Linked DNA regions of Homo sapiens: region 2 is linked to region 1. Evidence: read pairs that join two places in POLR2A ChIA-PET (ENCODE). Cell type or tissue: HepG2. All regions are shown on one strand. Each heading gives the region's core, and the rest is flanking DNA. Links, peaks and the distances in the headings are about the cores only. Region 1 overlaps KHK (ketohexokinase). Region 2 has its middle 28 kb from the start of TCF23.

The links. Peaks named below come from ENCODE experiments on the same cell type or tissue, not always from the same donor. Only the 100,000 strongest peaks of a DNase experiment are listed, where the experiment ranks them.
Region 2: POLR2A ChIA-PET joins it to region 1 with 10 read pairs; 10 of 35 experiments call an interaction of 5 or more read pairs at or near these places.

Annotation. Positions count from the first base shown.
Region 1 is chr2:27,091,510-27,096,881 of GRCh38, reverse strand. It overlaps KHK (ketohexokinase), which reads right to left. Exons shown (of 8, transcript NM_006488.3): 2 at 4,434-4,550; 3 at 1,948-2,082; 4 at 81-153. Among named protein-coding and RNA genes, the nearest start is that of KHK, 7.4 kb to the right of the region's middle. RefSeq lists enhancers at 3,102-3,687, 3,688-4,273. In HepG2, for the core only: a CTCF peak has its summit at 2,887; DNase peaks (open chromatin) are centred at 451, 1,031, 2,811 and 3,791; H3K4me3 peaks cover 1,418 bases.
Region 2 is chr2:27,174,758-27,180,129 of GRCh38, reverse strand. No RefSeq gene overlaps it. Among named protein-coding and RNA genes, the nearest start is that of TCF23, 28 kb to the right of the region's middle. In HepG2, for the core only: no CTCF peak of the experiment used is centred there; a DNase peak (open chromatin) is centred at 2,189.

The DNA.
Region 1 (5,372 bases), core at 107-5,106:
TCAAAGAAACCAAGGAGGCAGAACATGTGGAGGAGGCTGGCAGGTTGAGCCCCTTGAAACACAGGTAAGGCAGGGCTTACCTCAATGTGGATCCACTTGAACTGGGTCAGATCAACCTTCTCAAAGTCTGTAGCAGACACATCTGGCAGGCTCCTAGGTCACAGGATGGAAAAGACAGAGAAGAAGGAGCATGATGGGGTCAGGCAGAGCCAGGATCTCTAACTGGCAGCTGTGGACCCTGTGCCTGCACTGCTGGCAGCATGACAGGAAGCTGGATCCACAGCACAGGATTCTCAGGCTCAGCTCCAGGGTTGTCCCTGTTACAGTCTGCTGGGGTGCCCTTTCCTGAGTTTGAGGTTGTGATTAAATTATCTCGGTAAACTGAACTGCAACACATGTCAACTGGCAAGGTCTGTGTGCCTTGGAGACTGCATCTCCCAGAATGCACTGAGAGCGCCAAGCCTACACTTCCCAGAATCCCTTGCAGCAGCACACGGCTCCCACAGGCAGAGCCCTGGGAAAGTATAAAGCCCGCGACCCCCTGCCTGGGCTGTCTGGTCCCCCTCACTTCTGGCGCCCCAGCGTTGGGGTTTACCTATGGCACCCCTGTCCTGCGTTTAATAGCTCCCCGTTGCAACCCTGAGGTCAAGGTAGCACTTGAGGAAGAGTTTGTGTTTGGCCGGTTTAGGAAAGGGGACTCCCGATAGAGGTCTGCCTTGACCCTCCTGAGCCAGAGACCTCAACTCAGCCAAAGTCCCCGCTCCACGTTCTGTAGCCGAGTCCTTCCACTTAACTATAGCTGTGTGATCTGCCCGGGCCTTTGGGAGGCAACTTCCACATTGATAAATGGGGCTGAAACCCCCAGCCCCCTTGCAGCCTGCTGCAGTTGCAGGTAATGTGTGTGAATGTGCCTGGACTGAGGCCAGTGGGCAAGAAACATTTCTCCTCAGAGCTCCTCTCCTGTAAATAGCTATGTTGTGTCCTTGATCAGGGTTACTACGGATTGTTGCTTAACAAGCATTTGACTAGGATTGCCCAATGCGAAGGTCACCTGTAGCACATATGCCTGCCTACTCACACTCACTGCACATATGAAGCCCAGGGATGGCTGCCCCTCCTCCAGGTCCGGCAGTCAGGCTGGGCCGTAGGAACAGCCTGAACCTGAGGGCTGCTGGGCTTGGGCCCTCTCAGCCATAACAGTACCTGGCACGTACTAGGTTCTTAGTACACTAAACCTCTAAAATCCTGCAGGAGGGAGTCTGCAAGGGATAAGAAGTGTCTAGGCCCATGGGGCCTCTCTTGAGTGGCCTGGGACCCTGAAGGGAGGGATAGCCCCTTCCCCCAGGTCAGCACCATGTTAGATGACCCTGATCTGCTGACCCCATGTTTCCTTTCCCCTCCTTCAGCAATGGCTGTGAATGGTGTGTGGCCTGGCTTCATCATGCTGGAAACTTTGGGGGGCTGATCTCTTTTACACACCCAAACCCCAGCTCCTTGGTGCCATGCTGCAGGCTGGCAACTCTGGGGCTGACTTTGGAAATCCCAGTGGGCACCCCCCCACAGCCCTTCTTAAGAAGGGTTGAATCCCATCTCCCACCCTTCTGTCCTGAGAACAGTTTCCCCGCACCCACAGCCAAGCTGCTGATTAACGATTTAATAATTATGGAGGAATCACTTAATAAATTACAGTTTATATAGGCCTGCCTGCCCTTCTTTGGTGTTGACCAAGGCCAAGTCACCAGGCACAGCAAAGCCCATCCCTTCCCACCTCACTTTTCCCCTAATTGAAAGCAATTAGGAAATCACTGGACATTTTGGCAGGGGAGCAACTTCTGGTACACAGAAGCCACAGAGGGGGGCAGTTGGGATGCCCATGGTGGCGAGTGAGGGAACTGATTGAGCCAACTGATTGGTGGGTTGTAGCAGGGCGAGGCCCGGGGGCCTTACGTGTCATGGAGCACAATGGTACGGTTGCCATTGGAGTTGTTGATGATGCAGCAGGAGCTGGGGGTGTCCCCCTTGCTCTGCCAGGCCACCTGAGACACGTCCACGCCCCGCCGCCTGAAGTCGGCCACCAGGAAGCTTAGGGTGGAGGCCGGGCCAGGAAAAGGGCAAGGAGACACAGATTAGAGCCTGGAAGTGGTCTGGACCTCCAAAAGGAGTGGGGAGAGGGTGCTGGAGCACACGAGCCTCTAAGAGAAGAAGAGTCCTGTTCTGGGAGTTTTGGTGGCGGCGGCAGCAGCTGGCAAGGCACAGACAGTTGTACAAACCTGTCATAGTATAGGATGGTGCGGCTACCACTGGCCTCGTTGATGATGACCGTGGCGATGGGGACGGAGCCTGTGGTCTGAAAGACTGTGTAGCGTAGGTCCACAGAATAGCGGCGGAGGTCATCCAGGACAAAACTGCTAGGGCGGAGTAACCCGAAGGGGGTGCAGTTCGACAAGGGTTTTGGGGACTGGAGGGTAGCTGGCAGGGCCACTAGGGACCCTGAAAGGCAGGGGTGCAAGCAAAGGGGGCTGGGAGAGAACTGGGAATCACAGTCTTGCCACAGGCAGTGCAACAGGGCAGGAGATGCAGGAGTGCAGAGCCTGGAGCTCAGAGAGAGAAACACTAAGGGCCATCCTTTTAGGTCTTGGCTGAAGCATGCTCCGATCCTGACTCTGTTTTTCAGTCCAACTCATGCTGGAAAGGATTTGCTCCTGTTCATAAAGCTAGACAGGACCCTAGAACCTGTACACTGTTTGAACCAAGCATGTGGGGGCACCGTGGCTTGTTTCCTGCAATGCCCAAACAGGATTAATAATTAATCTCCAAGGCAATACTTTGCCCCCAGCTGTCCTCCACAAGCTCATCCAGGGTGCTGTCCTCTCTCAGTCCCTCCCAGTCCTAATGCTGTGATTCCTCTCACTCTCTGCCTGCCTCCAGGAGGCCCAGCCTGGAAGTGGTGCTGCCTTGGTGAGCCAGCTCACTGCTTTGTCCTCCTGCAGCCAGGTGAACCCTCCTGGGCAATCAGCTGGCTCCCCGTGCCTGATGCCACTCAGTATGGGCCTGGTCCAGAACTCTCTCCTGGAATGCCCTCCATGCAGAGTGAGCCCAGGGGCAAGGACAAGGAGGTCAGCCCCAGCCCTTCCAGCCCTCTATGGACAGGCATTGTTCTGTGCTCAAGAACTGGCAATTATGCCCAGCAGTCCAGCCACCATCCTGGCTTTTCTCACCTGGCCAGAGCCCGCTTTCAGCAACACCAAAGCTGGATAATACAGATTTGCATAAAGATACCAAGTCAGGGCATCATCCCTTGACTTACAACTCCTTTAAATAGTAACTTTCCCAAAGCATTGGAAATATGGTTTGGTTTGCCAAATAACTTTCGCACCCCAGTGCCTGGGACATGGTAGGTGCTCTCTAAATGTTTGTCGAGCACATGGGGAGAATTCTGAATAAACCACCCATTGGCCTGATTGCTATGTAAAGGAGAGTCGACCATCCTAAGCCAGAGCCACAGTCCTGCCTCTAGCTCAGAGGAAAGGAGCTATTAAAGAGGTTTAATGAGTCACCAGCCCTTGGTTCTGAGCCGTCCTGTCCCATCTCACAGGGCAGATTCTCTCCCTCTATTCTCTTCCTGCCAGTTCATCAAGGCAGGGAGTTTGGCTGTAGCTCAGGTGGTTGGACTCTGCCAGCAGCCCCCTTCAAACCAGGGTTCAAAGGGCTGCCCTTCACAGGCCAGCAACCTGGCAGCCTGCCCCCGTGCCCACAGTGTGCAAAGTGTGGGCCTCACCTCCCGATAAGTGCTTGCTGAGTCGGCAGCGCCAGGGGTCAAAGGGCTCTGAGGTCCCTGCAGCAGCCAACATGGAGGGCGTGCATGAGCCATTTAGGGCTATAGCCCTGACAGCCGGGGAACTGGGAGGTGTGGGTTCTGAGCCCAGCTTTAGCATGTGGCTTCAGGGTGTCCTTGAACAGGGTACTCTCACTGCTTCAGTGAACAACAGGGACATGAGCACCAGCCCTGCCTCTCAACTGGGACAGAAACTGTGGGCCTGGACCTGGGGGAGGATGGGTACCACGTGTCCCTAACTGCCTTCTGCCTCAAGCATGGCCAGGATAAGGGACTTAAGATAAGGCAAAGGCACATCCACCGCAGAGTCTGCAGGAAGCAAGGAAGGAGAAAGGAAGAGGCTGAAGCAGGCTCCAGAAGTGTCCAGGAAACAAGCTGTGGCAAGGAAAGCTTCACAGGGGCAGCATCAGCCCCCGAACCGCAGAGAGGCCACGCCAAGGCAGGGCTGGGCGTCTGGTGCTCCGCCATGCCCCCTCCCCGCGTTTCTGCTGGACACAACCCATTTCTAATCCCCCATCCACCCAGGGTGGATACATCCTTCTTCTCCCACAATGATGCAGGCAGGCCTTCCCCAGTGGGCTCTCCCTCCTGGACTTACTCAGCAACATGGCCAGGAGCCATTGAGCCCATGAAGGCACAGGGGGCTCCGAGCAGGGAGAGAACGGTGCAGGAGTTGGACGCGTTGCCTCCGCGCTGCCATCTCTGGGACAAACACCTGCAAAGCACAGGGAGGGTCCCTGCAGCCCCAGCAGGCTGATCCCAAGCACAGTCTCCTGTATAGGGGCCTACAGAATGTAACAGCTGGGGACTCCTCTCAGAAAGCATCTAGGCCGACGTCTCACTTTGTACCCGGGGCAGCCGAGGCCGGCCAAGGGAAGGAGCTTGGCTGAGAGCGGTGTCTACCTCCCCAGCCCAGGCTAAATTCAAGCTGACAGCAGTTCCTTTCAATATTTCCATCTGTTCCTAGGGCAACAGGAAACCACTCACTTGGGTCCATCACTATTCGAGAGACCCACTAACTCCAGGTCATCTCCTCCTCACCTTTCACCCCAGTCAGAGCTGCTCCAGACGCTGCACCTTTGGCCTCCTCCTTGAGAGCTGGAGCAACTCCAAGGACCTCGGGGACTAAGTGCCTCTTCCCAAAGGTATCACATTTACACCTACCCCTGTGTTAGGAGTGTCTACTTCAATAGAAACTGCAGAGCTATAAAATCAAACGAGTAAGACAGGACAGCAAACCTGGACGTTGGTCGTTTAAGAAGTGGCAGCAGGGAGCACTTCTCCATCTTTACTAAAAACCAACCAAAAGGAAACTAACAAGACACACGTGAAGGGCTTCATTGTCATCAGCAGCAAAAATGATAACTTCCACATAGAGGGTCAACGCACTGATCCCCTCACAGTGTTACTGGAGCCCAAATGAGAAATCATTAATGAATGTTATTACCTTTGAGGTAAGAATGGTGGTGTTATTTCTATTGTGCCAGTTCCAATAATAATAATAATTGTGGCAGTTTACAATAAAAGGAACAGTACC
Region 2 (5,372 bases), core at 305-5,304, 83 kb before region 1:
ATTTCAAAACTTTTGGATACTTTTTAAAAACAGTACTCTGTTTTTTTAGCTACTTTGCCTCTTTTCATATGTAATGTTCCTTTGTGCATAACTATCTTTGTTGGTTCAGCTTCTCAAACTGAGCAGTGGTTAATTGTGGGTCTTTCAAGCTGTCCAAATTGACATTTGATGTCATATCCAACGTTCAAATAAGAATCCTTGTACTGACTGGGTAAAGAGGCTCATGCCTGTAATCCCAGCACTTTGTGAGGCCGAGGTGGGAGGTTTGCTTGAGCCCAGGAGTTTGAGACCAGCCTGGGCAACATAGTGAGACCTCATCTCTACTAGAAATTAAACAAAAAAATTATCCAGGCTAGGGCAGAAGAGGTCAAGGCTGCAGTGAACCATGATTACACCACTACACTCCAGCCTGGGTGACAGAGCAAGATTCTGTCTCAAAAAAAAAACAAAAACGAAACAAAACAAAACAAAGAAAAAAGAAAAAAAATGAAACCAAAAAAAGAATTCTTGTATATTGATCACACTCTTACCAGCTTCTATGACTTAGGGCAACAGAAACAAATCTGAAGGTGTTCCCCTTTTGGCACTTTGTGAGTTCCCTGCCCCCTGCCCCAAATCAGACAAAGACATCACAAGAAAAGAAATCTACAGAACATCATCCCCTATGAATACAGTGCAAAAATATTCAAAAATATTAGTAAACAAAAACTAGCAGCTTGGCTGAACACAGGTTCTAAAAACAAACAAAACAAAACAAAAAACAACAAAAAAACACTAGCAGCACACAAAAAGGGTTTTACACCATGACTAAGTGGGATTTATCCCAGGATTGCAACTGTGGTTCAGCATATGCAAATCAATTAATGTGCTATGCCACATTAATGAAATGAAGGGGTGAAACCATATGATCATCTTAATAGATGCAGATAAAGCATTTTACAAAATCCAACACCCTTTCATGATAAAAACACTCAACAAACTAAGAATAGAAGGGACATTCCTCAACCTGATGAAAGGCACTTATGAAAAACTCACAGTTAATACTATTATAATTAATGATGAAAGACTGAAGTTTTCTCCCTAAGATCAGGAATAAAACAAAGATGCCTATTGCTGTCACTTTTATTCAACCTTGTACTGGCAGTTCTAGCCAGAACAATTAGGCAAGAAAAATATATATAGAAGTCATCCAAATTGGAAAGGAAGAAGTAAAACCACCTGCATTTGCATACAACATGATTTTGTATATAGAAAATCCCAAAGAATACACCAAAAATACTATTAGAACTAAGAAACAGGCCGGGCAGGTAGCTCACACCTGTAATCCCAGAACTTTGAGAGGTGGAGATGGGTGGATAACTTGAGATCAAGAGTTTGAGACCAGCCTGGGCAACAAGCAAGACTCCATTTCTACAAAAAAAAATTTGAAAATCAGCTGGGCATAGTGGCGCACACCTGTAATCCCAGCTACTCTGGAGGCTGAGATGGGAGGATTGCTTGAGCCCAGGAGGTGGAGGCTGCAGTGAGCTGAGATCACACTATTGCATTCCAACCTGGGTGACAGAGGGATACCCTGTCTCAAAAAACAAAAAAAGAAGAAAAAAATTAGTAATACAGTTACTTATATAGCATATTTTTGTCTTAAAATTACGTCAGGAAGTTTTTATTTCTATATTATTCCAATAAAAACAGATGCATGAGAAGAAGCACCCCCTTTTCTCCTGTTCTCCTTTGCTGGATCAAGTCATATCTTCACATATTGTCTGGAATTGCTACAGCTATTTTGAAACCCAAAGTGAAAGCATCATCAACCTGCTGAGGATAGCAAGGCAGAAAGACAAATTCATCGGTGGACCTGGATCTGTGATGACTTCATCAAGGCTCTGAGCCAATCGTGGACCACCTGGCCTCCAGACATCATCTTATGTGAAATGATGGCTGTCCTTATTGTGTAAGCTATTTGGTTTGAGTATGTTCTGCCTAGCAGCTAGAAGCGTCCAACTGATGCCAATGCTTCTGGTAAAAGTTGTGATTAAAGCAGATAACGGTGTTAGCTGACGTGCTGATAAAATCGGAATCAGTACATGGCCAAGTCATGGATCTGGTGGAAAGTATTCAAATAGATCAATGCATGCTTGGTGATGCTGGTGCCTGTCATCATAAACATCCATCCAGGCCATCATGATCACCTCCGAATGGTACAGGACTAAAGTCCAATTCAGGATCTACACACCCTGCTTATAATAATGCCCTAACTTCCTTTGAAGATGAAACGCATTTCTCTGTGTTCTTTGAACTATTGTACAGAAAAACTTCCCCAGGAAACTCTTTGAACTCATATTTGTTTGTTTCTCATTAAACAAAACAAAAAAAAAATTGGCCAGGTGCGGTTGTTCATGCCTGTAATCTCAGCACTTTGGGGAGCTGAGGCGGGCGGATTGCTGAGCCCAGGAGTTCAAGGCCAGCCTGGGCAACATGATGAAACACTGTTTCTACTAAAAAATACAAAAATTAGCCGCGTGTGGTGGCATGTGCCTGTAGTCCCAGGTACAGGAGGGAGGCTACAGGAGGCTGAGGTGAGAGGATCACTTGAGCCCAGGAGCCAGAGGTTGCAGTGAGCCGCGATCACACCACTGTACTCCAGCCTGTGCAACAGAGTGAGACTGTCTCATAAAGATAAAAAATTTAAAAACTGGCCAGGTGTGGTGGCTCATGTCTGTAATCCTACCACTTTGGAAGGCTGATGTGGGCAGATCGCCTGAGGTCAGGAGTTTGAGACCAGCCTGGCCAACATGGTGAACCCCTCTCTCTACTAAAAATACAAAAATTAGCCGGGCATGGTGGTGCATGCCTGTAGTCCCAGCTACTCAAGAGGCTGAGTCAGGAGAATCGCTTGAACCTGAGATGCAGAGGTTGCAGTGAGCCGAGATTGCATCACTGCACTCCAGCCTAGGTGACAGGACGAGACTCTGTCTCAAAAAAAAAAAAAAAAAAAATTAAAAAACTAAAAAAAATTATACATTTCATATAGTTTACAAGTCAAATAACCTAAAAAGGCATACACTTGAAAGATTCACTCTCTTGGTGGTGTGTGGCGCCTGTAGTCCCAGCTACTTGGGAGGGTGAGACAGAAGGACTGCTTGAGCCCAGGAGTTCAAGGCTGCAGTGAGCTGTGATAATGCCACTGCACTCTAGCCTGGGCAACATAGTAAGACCTCATCTCAAAAAAAAAAAAAAAAAAACAAGACTCACTTTCACCTTATCCCCCATCTGCTCCAGTTTCCACTAGAACAAGTAACTGCTTTTTATTGTTTTGTGTGTGTGTGTGTGTGTGTGTGTGTGTGTGTGTGTATCTTATGCAAATAAAACAGAAATGATGTATGATCTGGTAGCATAAAATACACACTGCTTTGTACTTTTCGTCTTATCCATTTAAAATCTCTTTTCACATTACTGTCACAGCAAAATATGAGAAAGAACTGTTTCCCATAGAGCATGTTGTCAAACTTTGAGTTTTTATCCATATGATAGGTGAGATGGGTTTTTTTTGTTTTGTTTTGTTTTGTTTTGTTTTTAGAAGGAGTCTCACTCTGTCACCCAGGCTGGAGTTCGGTGGCATGATCGCAACTCACTGCAACCTCCACCTCCCAGGTTCAAGTGATTCTCCTGCCTCAGCCTCCCAAGTAGCTGGGGCTGCAGGTGCGCGCCACTGTGCCCAGCTAATTTTTGTATTTTTAGTAAAGACAGGGTTTCGTCGTGGTCGCCAGGCTGGTCTTGAACTCCTGACCTCAAGTGATCCACCCGTCTCAGCCTCCAAATGTGCTGAGAATTACAGGTGTGAGCCACTGTGCCTGGCTATGAGACAGTATTTCAGTGTAGCTTTAATCTACACTTCCCTTTATTATTAATGAGCTGGCCTCTCTCTTTGTGTTGCTAACTGGCCATTTGTATTCCCTTCCTGAGATCTGTCTGTTTATATTCTTTCTCCATTTTTCTATGGGGTTTTGGTCTTTTTCTTAATGATTTCTAGGAGCTCTTTAAATATTAGGGAGATTATCCCTATGTTTATGACCTGAGCTCAAATACTGTTGTCCAGTCTGACACTTGCCTTTTGATTATGCTGATAGTGATTTTTGCCTTGCTGATTTTCTTCACACTATTTTTAGGTTTAGAAGTAGAACAGGGAGGGCTGGGTGTGGTGGCTCATGCCTGTAGTCACAACACTTTTGGAGGCCAAGGCTGGTGGATCACCTGAGGTCGGGAGTTCGAGACCAGCCTGACCAACATGGAGAAACCCCATCTCTATTAAAAACACAAAATTAGCCAGGCGTGGTGGCACACGCCTGTAATCCCAGCTACTCGGGACGCTGAGGCAGGAGAATCCCTTGAACCCGGAAGGCGGACGTTTCAGTGAGCCGAGATCGCACCATTGCACTCCAGCCTGGGCAACAAGAGCGAAACTCCATCTCAAAACAAAGACAAACAAAAAAAAGAAGTAGAACGGGGAGAAGGAGCCAGGAAGAAGACTGAGTTGATTAGGAAACCTAGAGAAGTGTTTCAAGAAGGATGGAGCTGGGAGTAATGCCAGAGGCCAAAGTGGAAGGATTGCTTGAGGCCAGGAGTGAGCTGCCAGGCTGTACTGAGCTATGATCACACCACTGCACTCCAGCCTGGGCGACAGAGTAAGGTCCTGTCTCTCAAAAGAAAAAAAAAAAAAGGAAAGAAGAGAAAAGATGGAGTAGTGAAATCAAATGATGCCCAAAACACAAAAACATAGCGACACAAGACCACAGAAATCGACATCAGCTTTGGCAAAAGGGAGGCCACCAATAACCTTACCAGTGCTGTTGTAGGAGTGAGCTGGAGATGGGCTCTTGATTGGAGTGAGTGAGTGAGGAAAGACAATGGAGACAGCAATAATAGAGAGCACTTAAATTTTTTTGCTATGCAGCAGGCCAGGGAAATGTGGTGGTAGTTAAGGTGGGGAAGTGGGGTCAGGAGTTTTGTTTAATGGGAGATGCCATGCTAGAGAGTGTTTGCATGCTAATATACGTGAGAGAAATGATCCAGTGGAGGGCGAGAAGCTGAGGATGCAGAAGGCAGAGGGAATAATTTTAGGAGTGAGGCCCTTTGGAAGAGCAAGAGGGGGTGGGATTCTGGCCCCAGAAAAGAACAGGCCTCTGGTGGGAAGGGGCGCATCACCCATGGTGAGCCTGGACACGCCAGCTGGGAAATGGGTAGCTGTGGTAACAGCCACATTGCACCTTGGTGAAATCATAGCTCACTGCAGCCTGGCGCCACCATAGCTCACTGCAGCCTTGTGCGACCACAGCTCACTGCAGCCTGTCTGAAAACAGGGGATTACTGCCTGA